Regions from separate parts of the Homo sapiens genome. Here all the other regions are linked to region 3. Evidence: chromatin contacts called from ENCODE Hi-C or POLR2A ChIA-PET data. All regions are on one chromosome and are shown on one strand. Each heading gives the region's core, a stretch centred on a gene start or an enhancer-like site at or near the end of the contact. The rest is flanking DNA. Distances are from core to core; before and after follow the strand shown.

Region 1 (3,265 bases), core at 710-3,209, 280 kb after region 3:
TGGGAAGGAAAGCAGTGGAACTGGCCGGACCCCGCCTGGAGCAGCGTCCTGCGCCCCCTGGTTCTGGAGGAACCGCAAGCCGGAGAGGATTTGGTCCCTCAACTATCACCCAGCCTGAGAACGAGGGGGCGGGGGCCTTGGAGCCCACCGGACTTTTTTTTAAACCCGACAAGGGCTTTTTAACGTCACCAGATGGGGCGGGAGGTGGGGGGTTCACGCCACTCCCGCGTCCCACCTCCACGCCCGGGGCCGTGGCCCCCACATCACTGTGCAGCTCCCCGGCCCCAGCCGCGCCTCCGGGGAAGCCCGTTTTTAACCTTTCATCCATTGGGACTCAAAACTGTGAGACGCGTTCGCCAAACTGTGACCCCAGACCTTGGCCCCGCCACACAGAAACCCCTGACCCAGACTGTGACATCCGACTCCTAAAATGGTCATCCGACTCCAGACTGTGACCCCTGACCCCAAACTGTGACCCGAACCCCAGACTGTGCCCCGACCAGACTGTGACCCTTGACATCAAACCGTGACACCCCCTCCTCCTCTTCCACCCTCGGTCGCTTTTCCCTACTCTGACCTAGGACACGTCCCCAACGGAAGCCCCGCCTTCCCTTGCACCGCGATGAACCCAACCTCCCTGAAGCCAAAACTTCCCACCCTGCCGCACCTCCGGACCACCCCACTTGCCACCAAGCACATCCTCTCCAAATCCAACCCTTATTTGCGACCCTTCAGTGATGACCCAGCAGACCTCCAAAAAGCCTCCTCTGCCCAGATCTCCAGCCGGGTCTGGGGCTGGGTTGCGGAGGGGAGGGTCTGGGAGTCCACACTTCTCCACCAACTTCCCTTCCCACTCTCTTATTCCACATTGCAGTGTTTGGAATAAACCATGTTTTTATGCCTCCTCAGTCCAAGCCTAAGCTCCGTATCTGTTAGCCCCCCTCAAATTCTCTGGAGGAAACAGAAACACAAAAGTCCCACAGGGGAAGAGGAGACAGAATTAGAGAGAGAACAGAGACTCTGAAAGGAGGTGCCTGGGGAGACAAAGACCAAGAAAGAGGAGGTGGGAAGAGACCCTGAAAAGAAAGTCGAGAGGGTACTGGGGCAGATAAGAGACCCCAAGAGAGTGGTGAGATAGATCCCGGAGACAAAACATATTAAGATCAAAGGTATGGTTTTATTTCCTATGGCTATAGGTACCAAGGCTTGCTACATTCTCAATATCCTGTTCATGCAAGCTAGGAGAGTGTCTGACATATCCCAGCCAATCCGCATTATCTTGAATGCTGTTAATCTCACCAATGAGAATCTATTTCTAACATTTCATTATGTCAATTAGCCAAACCGCTGGTGCTGATGGGCGATAAAGAGAGACGAAGCACTTGTAATAGCTGCCTCCAGAGGGTGGACTTTCTGATTAAGTGCTCGCTGACCAGAGCTGAAATGTGAATGTCTGGTTAGGCAATTGACTGCCCCTAGAGGGTAGATTGAACCGCCTAACTTACAGATAATATCCATCCTGTCTACAAGAAAGCATTTTTGAAACAAATGAAAGCCATCACAACAGAGAGAGGAAAAGAAACCGGCCTTATGGGTCCTCGGGGAGTAGAAACTCAGTCTCCTTGCCAGTGAAAGAGCAAATTTGCATATATGAATAATTAATTAACTGGAAAGAACGCTCTCGGAATCAAACTGGACAATGGGGAAAACAAGCCTCCCGTAGAACTACAACTCCCAGAAGGCCTTGCCACTACCGCGAGGAACAGCGCCCAAAGTCACGCGAAGATGCAGTTTCTCCGTATCCGCAGGCTTCTTTCGCTGGCGCCATTACCTGAGTTCTCCTCCAGCGTTTCCGCACCCTCTCCGATTAGCGGTCCCAGGAGTTTCCAAGGTAACCGCGCAGTAGGGCGGATCTCATTAGGCGGAAAGCGAAACCCGGAAGTGACGCTCTTACCGGGTGTCAGCAGCGAGAGGGTTCGAAGATGGCGGCGCGCAAGGGTCGGCGGCGCACGTGTGAAACCGGGGAACCCATGGAAGCCGAGTCCGGCGACACAAGTTCCGAGGGCCCGGCCCAGGTCTACCTGCCCGGCCGGGGGCCGCCGCTACGCGAAGGGGAGGAGCTGGTCATGGACGAGGAGGCCTATGTGCTCTACCACCGAGCGCAGACTGGTAGGGCTGAGTCCGGACTCCAGGGTCCTGAGGTGGCTGATCCCGAGCCTTTAACCTGAGAGGTGCTCGGGAAGAGAAGGCTGGGGTCTAAGAGAAGTGATTTCATACCGGAGGCGGTTGATCCATGAGGGAGGTGGGGACTGAGCTCTTACTGTCCCGTCTTAACTCGTAAACCCCGCCTTCCATCCCCAGGCGCCCCCTGTCTCAGCTTTGACATAGTCCGGGATCACCTGGGAGACAACCGGACAGAGCTTCCTCTTACACTTTACTTGTGTGCTGGGACCCAGGCTGAGAGCGCCCAGAGCAACAGGTAAGACCCGAGGCTTTTCCAGGACCAGGAGGCTCAGTTTCCAGCCCCTTCCTCAGCACCCAGGAGTTAGGGCTTCCAGTTTCTGCCTCTCGCAGATCCAGGAGTCTGGGTTTCCAGCCTCTCTCCTTCCTAAGAATCCTGGAATCTAGTGCCTAACTCACCCCACAATTTCTCCCAGACTGATGATGCTTCGGATGCACAATCTGCATGGGACAAAGCCCCCACCCTCAGAGGGCAGTGATGAAGAAGAAGAGGAGGAAGATGAAGAGGATGAAGAAGAGCGGAAACCTCAGCTGGAGCTGGCCATGGTGCCCCACTATGGTGGCATCAACCGAGTTCGGGTAAGTATGGTCCCAGGAGCCTGCTCTGCATACTCTGAAACACATCTGACCCATCCCCTGTGTCCATAACTCCCAACACCTCCTCATGTTCTTTTTTTTTTTTTTTTTTTTGAGACGTAGTCTCGCTCTGTCACCCAGGCTGGAGTGCAGTGGCGCAGCCTCGGCTCACTGCAACCTCTGCCTCCCAAAGTGCTGGGATTACAAGCGTGAGCCACCGTGCCTGGCCCATTTTTTTTTTTTTTTTTTTTGAGATGGAGTCTCGCTCTGTTGTCCAGGCTGGAGTGCAGTGGTGCGATCTTGGCTCACTGCAACCTCCCCTTCCCAGGTTCAAGGGATTCTCCTGCCTCAGCCTCCCAAGTAGCTGGGGCTATAGGCGCCTGCCACCAGGCCCTTCTAATTTTTTGTTTTTTGGTTTTTTTTTGAGATGAAGTCTTGCTCTGTCGCT
Region 2 (3,355 bases), core at 830-3,329, 300 kb after region 3:
TCTGGGGTAGGTAGGGATGGGGGCAATGGAAACGCAGGGTTGGGGAAGGATGTTAAGTTGGAAGTGAAGGGGCAGGGAGGGGGTTTCGTTTGAAAGGAGTATGGGAGCAGGGCAGCCCAGCCTGGGTTTCCACTGGGGAGGGCAGGGCCTGGGCCACTCATAAAGGTCAGTGAGGGGATTAGGAGCCTCCATGTCTAATCCGACAGCTTAACTAGGTCCTGGCCCTGAATCCGTCTCCACCTGCCCAGCCCAGGGACAGCAAATGAGGACGAGGCCCAGACACCACTTCAGCCCCCATTACGGCTTCCCTCTTTACAGGGGTGCCTGGGTTCCCTATTCCAGCCAGTCCCTTGACCACATTCCGTTACAAATAATGGGACATAGAGGCTGGGGAAGGGGAAGGGGAAGGGGCCTCAGAGGAGGGAGGAGTTTAAGAAGGGCAAGGGTGGCTGGGCACGGTGGCTCACGCCTATGGGCACGGTGGCTCACGCCTAGCACTTTGGGAGGCTGAGGCGGGTGGATCACCTGAGGTCAGGAGTTTGAGACCAGCCTGGCCAACATGGCGAAACCCCGTCTCTACTAAAAATACAAAAATTAGCCGGGCATGGTGGTGGGCGCCTATAATCCCAGCTCCTTGGGAGGCTGAGGTAGGAGTATCGCGTCAACCTTGTGGGTGGAGGTTGCAGTGAGCTGAGATCATGCCAGTTCATTCCAGACTGGGCAAAAGAGCAAAACTCTGTCTCAAAAAAAAAAAAAAAAAAAAAAAGGGCAAGAGTATGAGAGGACAAGGGGGACCGTGACGTGAGGGGAGCCAGAGAGGAAAAAAGGCCTCTGAGATGGGAGAAGGAATCAGAGAGGTGGGAGGATGCTGAGGAAAGGGGAGTTGTCTTAGCAGGAGGATGCTTGGGGAAGGGAGGAGTCTTAGGAGGATGCTAAGCTAAAGGAAGGAGTTTGGAGAAATGAGGGAGGAGTCTGAGCGGCAGAAGGTGCCAGGAAGGCCGAGCCTGTGCTTTCACTAAATTTCACCTTCCCCTGTTCCATTCCCCATGACCGATACCAAATAGCATAGCATTTAGAAAAAAGTAAATCTTGGCCAGGCGCGGTGGCTCACGCCTGTAACCCCAGCACTTTGGAGGGCCAAGGTGGGCGGATCATGAGGTCAGGAGTTCGAGACCAGCTTGGCCAACATGGTGAAACGCCCGTCTCTATTAAAAATACAAAAAATAGCCAGGCATGCACCATCATGGTGCAACCCTGTAATCCCAGCTACTCGGGAGGCTGAGGCAGGAGAATTGCTTGAACCCGGGAGGCGGAGGTTGCAGTGAACCGAGATCGCGCAACTGCACTCCAGCTTGGGCGACAGAGCAAGACTCTGTCTCAAAAAAAAAAAAAAAAGAAAAAACGAAGAAGTCTTTTGTTTCACCACTCCACGACTCCGAAGAGGCTGAGGGGGATGGGGAGGGCATAGATGGTGATAAAGAAGGAGTTCGGCGGTAAGAAGGGGCTGAGAGGAGGGGAAATACGCGGAGAAGAAATGCAAAAGAAAAGGAGGCCTAAAGCCGCTCCCGGTTGCATGGCAACCTTTGCGGTCAGAAGCCAGCATGGCCTGCTAGGAGGTGTGGCTTACGGAAACAAGCCAGTTCTAGCCCCGCCTCCTAGCAACAAGACTAACAAAGTACCGCCCCCTAGCAACGTATTATCGGAGGCGGGGCTCGGTTTACCTAGACTCCAAGTGTCCAGGGCCTTTGAGCAGGCGCAGAGGTGGCTGTACCGCGTGGCTCCGCCTCCGCGCGACACTTTTCCGGGGCTTCTCATTGGAGAGCAAGCCTGTCAAGTGCTTTCTGTTGTTTCGGAGGCGGGGCCTGCTGCCCTGCCTGCACTCCGATTGGCCCCGCGGGCCGTCTACCTCTGGCCGGACATACCTACACCGGCTTTTTGTACGACTGTTGGCCCTGGAGAACGATCCTTTGGTGGCGAGGGCGGGGAGGACGAAAGCGCCCACTGTGGATTGGACAGTGTCAAAAAGAGGGGCGGTCCCTACTGAAGGGGCGGTTGGGCGACGAAGGGAAGAGTCTTTTCAGCGCTGAGGACTGGCGCTGAGGAGGCGGCGGTGGCTCCCGGGGCGTTTGAGCGGGCTCACCCGAGCCCGCGGGCCAACGCGGATCCAGGCCCGACTGGCGGGACCGCCCCGGATTCCCCGCGGGCCTTCCTAGCCGCCATGGAGGACGGCGTCTATGGTAGGTCGGGGAGGGGCGGGGTCGGCTGGGAGTTGCTGGAGCGTTTTCTCCTGAACGTTCCGCCGCGAACGTTTCCCCCTGGCGCGCGGCGCCCAGAAGCGTTCGGCTCAGTCGTAGACTTGTCGCGCCGCTTTTGTTGGGCGCTGGACGGGCTTCCGGCGGGGCCCGAAAGCCGGGCGTTCCAGGCCATTGTTTGGGCTGAGCCTGTTTCCGGTGGCGGCGGGAGGGGCGGGATGGAGTGGTGGAGGCGAGGCCGGGGCGGAACCATTCCCGCTGGAGGGGCGGGCGAGCCCAGCGCCTGCCGGGGCCGGGGAGGGGCGCTTGGGTTGCGGGGAGGGGAGAAATCTTGGGGGGCGGGGGCCTTCGATGTCCCGCCCCACCTTCCCAACTCTCCTGAGCTGTCATCAGTTCCCCCGGCTGTAGTGACTTTTCATGGACCCAGTAGTCCGGATAACCAGGTCCCCAGCTACCTCGCCAGTAATGGAGTCAGAAAACCAAGGCCTCAGTCCCCTTCCAAGTAATGGACCTAGAAGCCGAGGCCCCCAGCCCTTTCTTCCCTCAGATCTAAGAGCTCAGGCACCCATTCCCCTTCTCCCTCAGACTCAGGAATCCGGGCCCCAATTCCCCTTGTCCCCCAGGACTCAAGAGTTTAGAGCCCCAGCTCTTTCTCCTCTGCAGGGAGGAATCCAGGCCCCCAGCCCATTCTTCTGTGCAGACATAGGAAGCCCCTTACACATCCTCTCCCAGCTCTGTCCGCCCCCAGATTGCAGGAATTCAGGCTCACGGCCCCTAGCACTGACTTTTAAACCTTGACCCCGATCCCTAGAACCCCCAGACCTGACTCCGGAGGAGCGGATGGAGCTGGAGAACATCCGGCGGCGGAAGCAGGAGCTGCTGGTGGAGATTCAGCGCCTGCGGGAGGAGCTCAGTGAAGCCATGAGCGAGGTGGAGGGGCTGGAGGCCAATGAGGGCAGGTGAGGGCTGGGGCGGATGACCTAGGGGGCGTGGGGTTGGCTGAGGCCAGGGATGCCCAGGCATTGACCCTCCACCCCCAACCCTGCTCTCTGCTCCTGCAGTAAGACCTTGCAACGGAACCGGAAGATGGCAATGGGCAGGAA
Region 3 (3,487 bases), core at 746-3,245:
TAGCTGGGGTTCAGGCAAGGCTTCAAAACCCGGTGTGGCTGGCTCCAAAGCCCACGTTCCTTTCTCCTTACCACGGTACTCAAGGCTGGCTTCTCAACTCTGTGTACTGCTGAGTTGGGGGGAACAAACTGGTTGATGCCTCTGGAGGACCACCTGGCGTCTCTATCGGAACGGCAACCCCACTTCTGTGTATTTGGCCCACAGAGACCCTCACAGGTGGACCAAGTGAGGCACAAAGTTACCTGCTGCAGCACTAACTGTAATGAGAGAAGACTGGAAACTGGTGGAATGTCTACCCTTAGGGAACTGGTTCCCTCATTACTGGAATACCATATGGTAGAATATTGTTCAGGGTTAAAATTAAATGAATGATGGATAAAAGGTATAGGAGTTTTTTGGGGGGATGATAAAAATATCCTAAAATCGATTATGGTAATAACTGCACAACTCAGCGCATACACTGAAAACCACTGACTTGTACACTTTAAATGGGCACTTTAAATACACTGAAATACACTTTAAATACACTGAAAACCGCTGACTTGTACATTTTAAATGGGCAAAATTGTACACTTTAAATGGGCAAACTGTATAATTGTGAATTATATCTCAATAAAGCGGTTACCAAAATGAAGAGATAATGACAGGAAAAATATCAAGTAAGGATGAAACAGTACTCAGTAATAAAAAGAAACGAAGCACTGATACAAGCAACAACTTGGGTGGACCTCCAGGGCATTGTGCAGAGTAGAAAAAAGGTAACATCCTAATAATATATGATTCCATTTACATAACAATCTCCGAATGACAAAACTAGAGATGGTGAACACATTAGCGGTTGCCAGGGGCCTGGGGAGGAGTTCTTATGTGGAGAGGGAACTGTTCTATATCACAATTACGATGGGGGTTACACAAATCTATACAAGGAATCAAGCTGCACGGGCACACAGATGCACAATCACACTCACACCACACAAACTGGTGAAAACTGAACAAGGTCTGTAATCTAGTTAACAGAACTGTATTGATGTCAATTTCCTGGTTTCGATATTGGGACTACATAAGATGTCACCATTAGGGGAAGATGGATATACTCTTTTCACAACTTCCTTGAATCTATAATTATTTCAAAATAAAAAGTAAAAACAAGAGGTAAGCTCCATCCCTTTATCAAGCATACATTAGGCCAGACGTCTCCCCATTCAGATGATTCTCCATCTTTTACGAGCCCTTTACCTAGACCTGGACCTTACCACTGACCTCTCCCTGACACCACCCATCTCCCTCCAGTAGGGCCCACTCCTTCCAGGTGATGCTGCTGCCCGCGATTTACCTTCTTCTAGCCCCGCCCCCTCAGCACTTCCAGGTGGCCCCCGCCCCCTCAGCACTTCCGGTTCCCAGCCAGCCCCACCCTTGGCACCTCCCCCTTCCAGGTGGCCCCGCCCACACGCAATCTTTTCCCCGGCCCCGCCCCTTAGCTCCCTTCAGCCCCTCCCCCTCCCAGATAGCCCCGCCCCCTCGGGGGGCCTTCCGATTTCCAGCTGGCCCCGCCCACACAGTTTTCCCCCCCCCGGCCCCGCCCCTCAGTTCCATTTGGCCTCTCCCCTTTCCAGGTGAACTCGCACCTCAAGGCCTCTTCTCAGAGGACCTGTCCAACTGTCTCTGTCTCTCGTCTACCCTCTACCTGGCCCCCCTCCCTCTGGGAGACACCTCTCTGCACTCTCCGGCGGCCCGCAGCCCGCGCTCTTCCGTCTCCACCGCGCTCTCGGCAGCCTCAGCGTCCCCACGCCCACTCCTCTGCAGACACCCCGACATGGCGAAGCATAGGCCCCAAGCATTCGGCGCACCCGCCGCCCTCCGCCTCCCATCTGCTTGCGGACGGCCCCACTTGCCTTGCGTTGGTCCCGCGCGCCGCTGCCCGGGCAACACACTCAGATCCGCCAGGCGCGCCTCTGCAGTCCCAAGTTCGCGCCACGGCATTCGCGCGCAGACGTCTGCGGGCGGGGGCGGGGCAGAGCCTAGGGGCGGGACCTGGGCACCGTCCGCACCGCCGCCGTCGCGCGGAGGACACTGGGAGTCGTAGTCTCCCGAATGGGAGGAGGGCGGGAAAAGGGGTGAAGTGGGGCGAGCCCTCCCGCAGAGCACACTGGGAAAATGCCCGCGCTTTCCCTCGCCCTGGATGAGCGGGTGTGGCTGAGGGTCTGAGGAGTGACTGGCAGGGAAAGAGGAGGAATCGGTGGAAGCGCCCCCGCGAGGCACGGCGGGAAGAGAGGCGGGAGACCGCGCGGGGCATCCCGGGAGCAAGGGCCGGGCCAGGCCTGGGCGCGGGGCATTGTGGGAGGTGGACGCCGCTCCGGGGCGGGTAGGTGAGTGGGGAGGGGCGGGAAGGGTGCACATCTTGGGGAGGGGAGAGGCACAGCTAGGTGGGACGGCGGGGCTGGAAGGTGCCGCAGCGGGCGGGGAGGGGGGGAGTAGGAGGGTCGGGAGCGGGCTGGATGGGGCTGCTCGAGGGGAGACGCGCAGCTGGACGTGGGGGGAGCATCTGGGGTGAAGGAGCCCATCCGAGGACGAGGGGCCATGTCTAGAACGAAGATGCATATTGCGGGGGATGGTGGATGTAACTGGGAGGAGGGGCCCACAGCTGGACTGGGGGCCGCATCTGAGGAGGAGGGGACCACAGGTGAATACTGGTGACACTTCCGAGGAGAACTAGCCACAAGTGGGGCACACACCTGTAGGCGAAGCGTGGATAACTGCATGTGGGGAGTACATCTGGAGATGAGAGTGTCTCAGGGAAGCCCCAGCTACAGCTGCATGTGGCGAGCCATAGGGTCATAATCGGGGGAAGGGGCAACAGCTGCACGCCAGAGGCACATCTGGGGAGTGCGGAGCCACAGGTGCATGAAGCATGTGACCGGGTGAGGGGTCCGTGGCCTGGATGTGGGAGCACATCTGGAGATGGAGCGTCTTTGGAGGGGTTACAGCCAACTGTTGGCACATGGAAGGAGGAGTTCCAGATGAATACGAGAGTTAGAAGTTACTCTTGGGTGAGAGACACAGCTGGAAGGGGAGGAGGTTTTAGCTGGAATTTGAGAACACATTTGAGGAGATGTCCTTAAGGGACATCTGAGCTTAAGGGTCGTATTTTGGGAGGAGAGATTCCAACTGTACCTAAGGGTCACATCTGCGGAGGAGGAGACGAGTTGGAATTAGGAATCAAGATGACAGGCTCCAAGTGAACCAGGGATAAGGCGGTGGGAGGAGGCCAAAGATAGGATGGAGGTTGATATTTATATATTTGGAGAAAAACAGGCACGTCCGACCCCGGGCTACCCACCTCGATAGAGGCACCAGCAACCGACGGGGCAGGCCAAGAATGGAGTAGATGAGATACCCCGGGTGGGAATGGGTCTGATATCCACCTGTTCTCCCCTCCTCCACGCAGGCCCCCAGGATGGAGCGGCCGGAGCCCCCACCCGGCACGGCT
Region 4 (3,236 bases), core at 65-2,564, 420 kb before region 3:
GGTCTTGAATTCCTGGGCTCAAGCGATCCTCCTGCATCGGCCTCCCAAAGTGCTGGGATTAGAGGCGTGAATCACCACGCCCTGCCATGGATCCCTTTGAATGGCTGCCAGGGCCCAAGAGCCTCTGAGCTTCCTTCCTTATTTGTAAATGACAAAGATGAGTTGATTCTAAGATGAAGCCTCAGAGGGCAAGGCAGTAACAATAGCTAACACTCAGATGCCAGACGCAGCCTTAAGCGCTTTACATATGTTTAATCTTCTGCATGACTTATGACGCAGATGTACTGTTATCATCTTTATTTTACAGATGAGGAAACTGAGGCACAGTGAAGTAGCCCGCTCAAGATGAATGATTCTGAGTCTGCACTTCTAGGGTCCTAAAAGTGTATGTTTCTAACATTCCTCTAATGTTCTGTGCTTCCAACTTTGATATTCCGAAAGTTACTTGATTTCTAAGATCCTAGGATTGGAACATTTGAGAGGACAAAACTTCTGAGATTGGAATGTGTGTTGTGCGGAATCTGCCACTGACGGTTCTGACTTTCTAAGAAAACGAGATTAAAAAATAATCAGGCCGAGCATGGTGGCTCACATCTGTAATCCTAGCATTTTCGGAGGCTGAGGAGGGAGAATCACTTGAGCCCAGGGGTTCAAGACCAGCCTGGACAACATAGTGAGACCTTTGTCTCTTAAAAAAAAACACACACACATCAGTTTGGACCGGGAGTGGTGGTGTGAGCCTGTAATCCCAGCGCTTTGGGAGGCCTAGGAAGGAGGATCACTTGAAACCAGATGTTTGAGACCAGCCTGGGCAACATGGGGAGGCTCCATTTCTACAAAAAATAAAAATAAAAAATTAGCCAGGTGCGGATGCACCCTTCTGTGGTCGCAGCTACTCGGGAGGCTGAGGTAGGAGAATCCCTGAGCTTAGGAGTTGGAGGCTGCAGTGAGCCATTACCCTTCCACTGCACTCCAGCCTGGGGGCAACAAAGTGAGACCTTATCTATTAAAGAAAAAAATCAGTTTGAGCAAAGACCCCAGGCGGCCGGGAAAGGTGTTCGCTTAAGGGCGAAAGCTAAGAACCTGCAACCTTCCCGTCTCTTTCCTACCACCCGCCGCCGTTAGGAATCTTCAGATCCCGCTGTAAAGAATGGAGGAAGGAGGAGCCATTTATCCTTTACCAAGATGGCAGCCTCCTGGCAACTCCAGTCACTTTATAAATATGGCTGCCACAGGAAGTACGTCACGGAAGAGGGTGGGAAATCTGCGCGCGCACGCTGCAAAGGGGCTTTTTGGGACGCCAGTGGCTGAGTTCTTCCTTTGACAAGATGGCGGCAGGAGGCAGTGGCGTTGGTGGGAAGCGCAGCTCGAAAAGCGATGCCGATTCTGGTTTCCTGGGGCTGCGGCCCACTTCGGTGGACCCAGCGCTGAGGCGGCGGCGGCGAGGCCCAAGAAATAAGAAGCGGGGCTGGCGGCGGCTTGCTCAGGAGCCGCTGGGGCTGGAGGTTGACCAGTTCCTGGAAGACGTGCGGCTACAGGAGCGCACGAGCGGGTACGTTGGGCGGGACTTCCGGGAGGTGGGACGGTTCCTGCGCCCAGGTGCAAGGCCAGGCGTGCTTGCGTGGACTCGTCGGGGGTCGGGGGTCGGGGGTCGGGGGTTGGGGGCTCCTGTCCCGGGGACCGCCGAGGAAATGGAGAGCATGGGCAGGGGACTCAGCATGGGAAGCTGGAGAGCTTGATAGAGTTACCAGATTTAGCAGATAAATATACAGGACGCTCAATTAAATTTGGATTTTAGGTAAACAATGAATAATTTTTAGCATAAATACGTTCCATGCATCCACCTTAGCTTGCTGTTTTCTAAATATGTGTGTGTGTGTATGTATATATGTGTGTGTATATATATGTGTATATGTGTGTATATATATATGTGTATATGTGTGTGTGTATATATATGTATATATATATGTTTTTCAGACGGAGTCTCGCTCTATCGCCCAGGCTGGAGTAGGCGCGATCTCAGCTCACCGCAACCTCCGCCTCCCAGGCTCAAGCGATTCTCCTGCCTCAGCTCCTTAGTAGCTGGGATTACAGGCGGGCGCCACCACGCTCGGCTATTTTTCTTTTCTTTTCTTTTTTCTTTTTTTTTTGAGACGGAGTCTTTCTCTGTAGTCCAGGCTGGAGTGCAATGGCACGATCTCGGCTCACTGCAACCTCTGCCTCCTGGGTTCAAGTGATTCTCCTGCTTCAGCCTCCCAAGTAGCTGGGATTACAGGCATGCACCACCACGTCCGGCTAATTTTTGTATTTTTAGTAGAGACAGGGTTTTGCCATGTTACAGGCCAGGCTGGTCTTGAACTCCTGACCTTAGGTGATCCACCCGCCCCGGCCCCCTAAGGTGCTAAGATTACAGGTGTGAGCCACCACACCCAGCCTAATTTTTGTATTTTTAGTAAAGGCAGGGTTTCACCATGTTGGCCAGGCTGCTCTTGAACTCCTGACCTCAGGTGAGCCACCCGCCTGGGCCTCCCAAAGTGCTGGGATTACAGGCGTGAGCCACTGCGCCTGGCAGTCCTTCCTAAATACTAAGTTCTGTAAACTGCTGGGCGAAGCCTTAGCCTGGAAGAGTCCGGTGGCGGGACTTGACTAAGCGGAAGATGAAGGCTGGACCTGCCAGGTTAAATCTCTTTCCTCTCCAACATCTCTGGCTGATGTTCTGCATTTCTGTCCCCCAGTGGCTTGTTGTCAGAGGCCCCAAATGAAAAACTCTTCTTCGTGGACACTGGCTCCAAGGAAAAAGGTGAGGAGAGGCTTTTGTGGTGTGGAATGGCGGTTATTCATTGTTAGTCAGCTTACGGTAGCCTCTGAGATCTGTGTTAATGATGTGGCTTGGAAGGCAAATATCTGCGGAAACAGGTCAACCTTAATATAAACAAGGGGACCTCAAATGGGCAGAAAGCAAGCTGGAGACGAACTTAGAGAAGGCAGGTTTTTCTTTTGAGATGTCAGTGATCTCCATGCACAGATAAGCTGCTGGGAGTCTGCCTTGATGAATAAGTTAGAAACACATTAAAGGATCTCTTTTTAGCTTGCAGAAAAGCAAGTCAAGGACCTGCTTAACTCAGTCCTGCCGGTTGCGGTGAGTCACGCCTGTATTCCCAGTACTTTGGGAGGCTCAGGCAGGCAGATCACCTGAGGTCAGGAGTTCGAGACCAGCCTGGCCAAGATGGTGAAAC

What was found. Hi-C counts contacts between places; a loop is a spot of excess contacts on that map. ChIA-PET counts read pairs that join two places held with the same protein, here RNA polymerase II (POLR2A). Pooled maps may share reads with other maps.
Region 1: a map of CD8-positive, alpha-beta T cell shows a loop between it and region 3 (7-fold over the local background). The contact joins the promoter of GRWD1 here to the promoter of LIG1 in region 3. A Hi-C loop is called at or near these places in 2 of 168 maps with a recorded cell type or tissue (CD8-positive, alpha-beta T cell and naive thymus-derived CD4-positive, alpha-beta T cell), 4 of 37 single-sample maps with no recorded cell type and 12 of 50 pooled maps. POLR2A ChIA-PET finds 5 or more read pairs at or near these places in 2 of 52 experiments (both WTC11).
Region 2: a loop to region 3 is called in a map of naive thymus-derived CD4-positive, alpha-beta T cell, with 21 times the contacts of the local background. The contact joins the promoter of CYTH2 here to the promoter of LIG1 in region 3. A Hi-C loop is called at or near these places in 1 of 168 maps with a recorded cell type or tissue (naive thymus-derived CD4-positive, alpha-beta T cell), 3 of 37 single-sample maps with no recorded cell type and 13 of 50 pooled maps. POLR2A ChIA-PET finds 5 or more read pairs at or near these places in 2 of 52 experiments (WTC11 and activated CD4-positive, alpha-beta T cell).
Region 4: a loop to region 3 is called in a map with no recorded cell type, with 18 times the contacts of the local background. The contact joins the promoter of NOP53 here to the promoter of LIG1 in region 3. A Hi-C loop is called at or near these places in 3 of 37 single-sample maps with no recorded cell type and 10 of 50 pooled maps. POLR2A ChIA-PET finds 5 or more read pairs at or near these places in 1 of 52 experiments (WTC11).

The regions. Positions count from the first base shown.
Region 1 is chr19:48,444,024-48,447,288 of GRCh38, forward strand. GRWD1 (glutamate rich WD repeat containing 1) reads left to right here and starts at 1,960. Exons shown (of 7, transcript NM_031485.4): 1 at 1,960-2,169; 2 at 2,362-2,479; 3 at 2,658-2,820. The coding sequence starts at 1,983. GRIN2D (glutamate ionotropic receptor NMDA type subunit 2D) reads left to right here. Exons shown (of 14, transcript NM_000836.4): 14 at 1-908. RefSeq lists enhancers at 1-538, 1,711-1,790, 1,951-2,040.
Region 2 is chr19:48,467,290-48,470,644 of GRCh38, forward strand. It overlaps CYTH2 (cytohesin 2), which reads left to right and starts at 2,080. Exons shown (of 12, transcript NM_004228.7): 1 at 2,080-2,237; 2 at 3,064-3,211; 3 at 3,314-3,355. The coding sequence starts at 2,219. LOC105372430 (a long non-coding RNA gene) reads right to left here and starts at 2,244. Exons shown (of 3, transcript NR_186576.1): 1 at 1,722-2,244. RefSeq lists enhancers at 1,181-1,681, 1,386-1,545, 1,739-2,732 and a silencer at 2,096-2,285.
Region 3 is chr19:48,168,349-48,171,835 of GRCh38, forward strand. It overlaps LIG1 (DNA ligase 1), which reads right to left and starts at 1,996. Exons shown (of 28, transcript NM_000234.3): 1 at 1,893-1,996. It overlaps ZSWIM9 (zinc finger SWIM-type containing 9), which reads left to right and starts at 2,332. Exons shown (of 4, transcript NM_199341.4): 1 at 2,332-2,366; 2 at 3,446-3,487. The coding sequence starts at 3,455. RefSeq lists silencers at 1,435-1,504, 1,535-1,584, 2,385-2,524 and an enhancer at 1,478-2,137.
Region 4 is chr19:47,744,232-47,747,467 of GRCh38, forward strand. NOP53 (NOP53 ribosome biogenesis factor) reads left to right here and starts at 1,315. Exons shown (of 13, transcript NM_015710.5): 1 at 1,315-1,552; 2 at 2,736-2,800. The coding sequence starts at 1,329. RefSeq lists enhancers at 1,198-1,587, 2,008-2,508.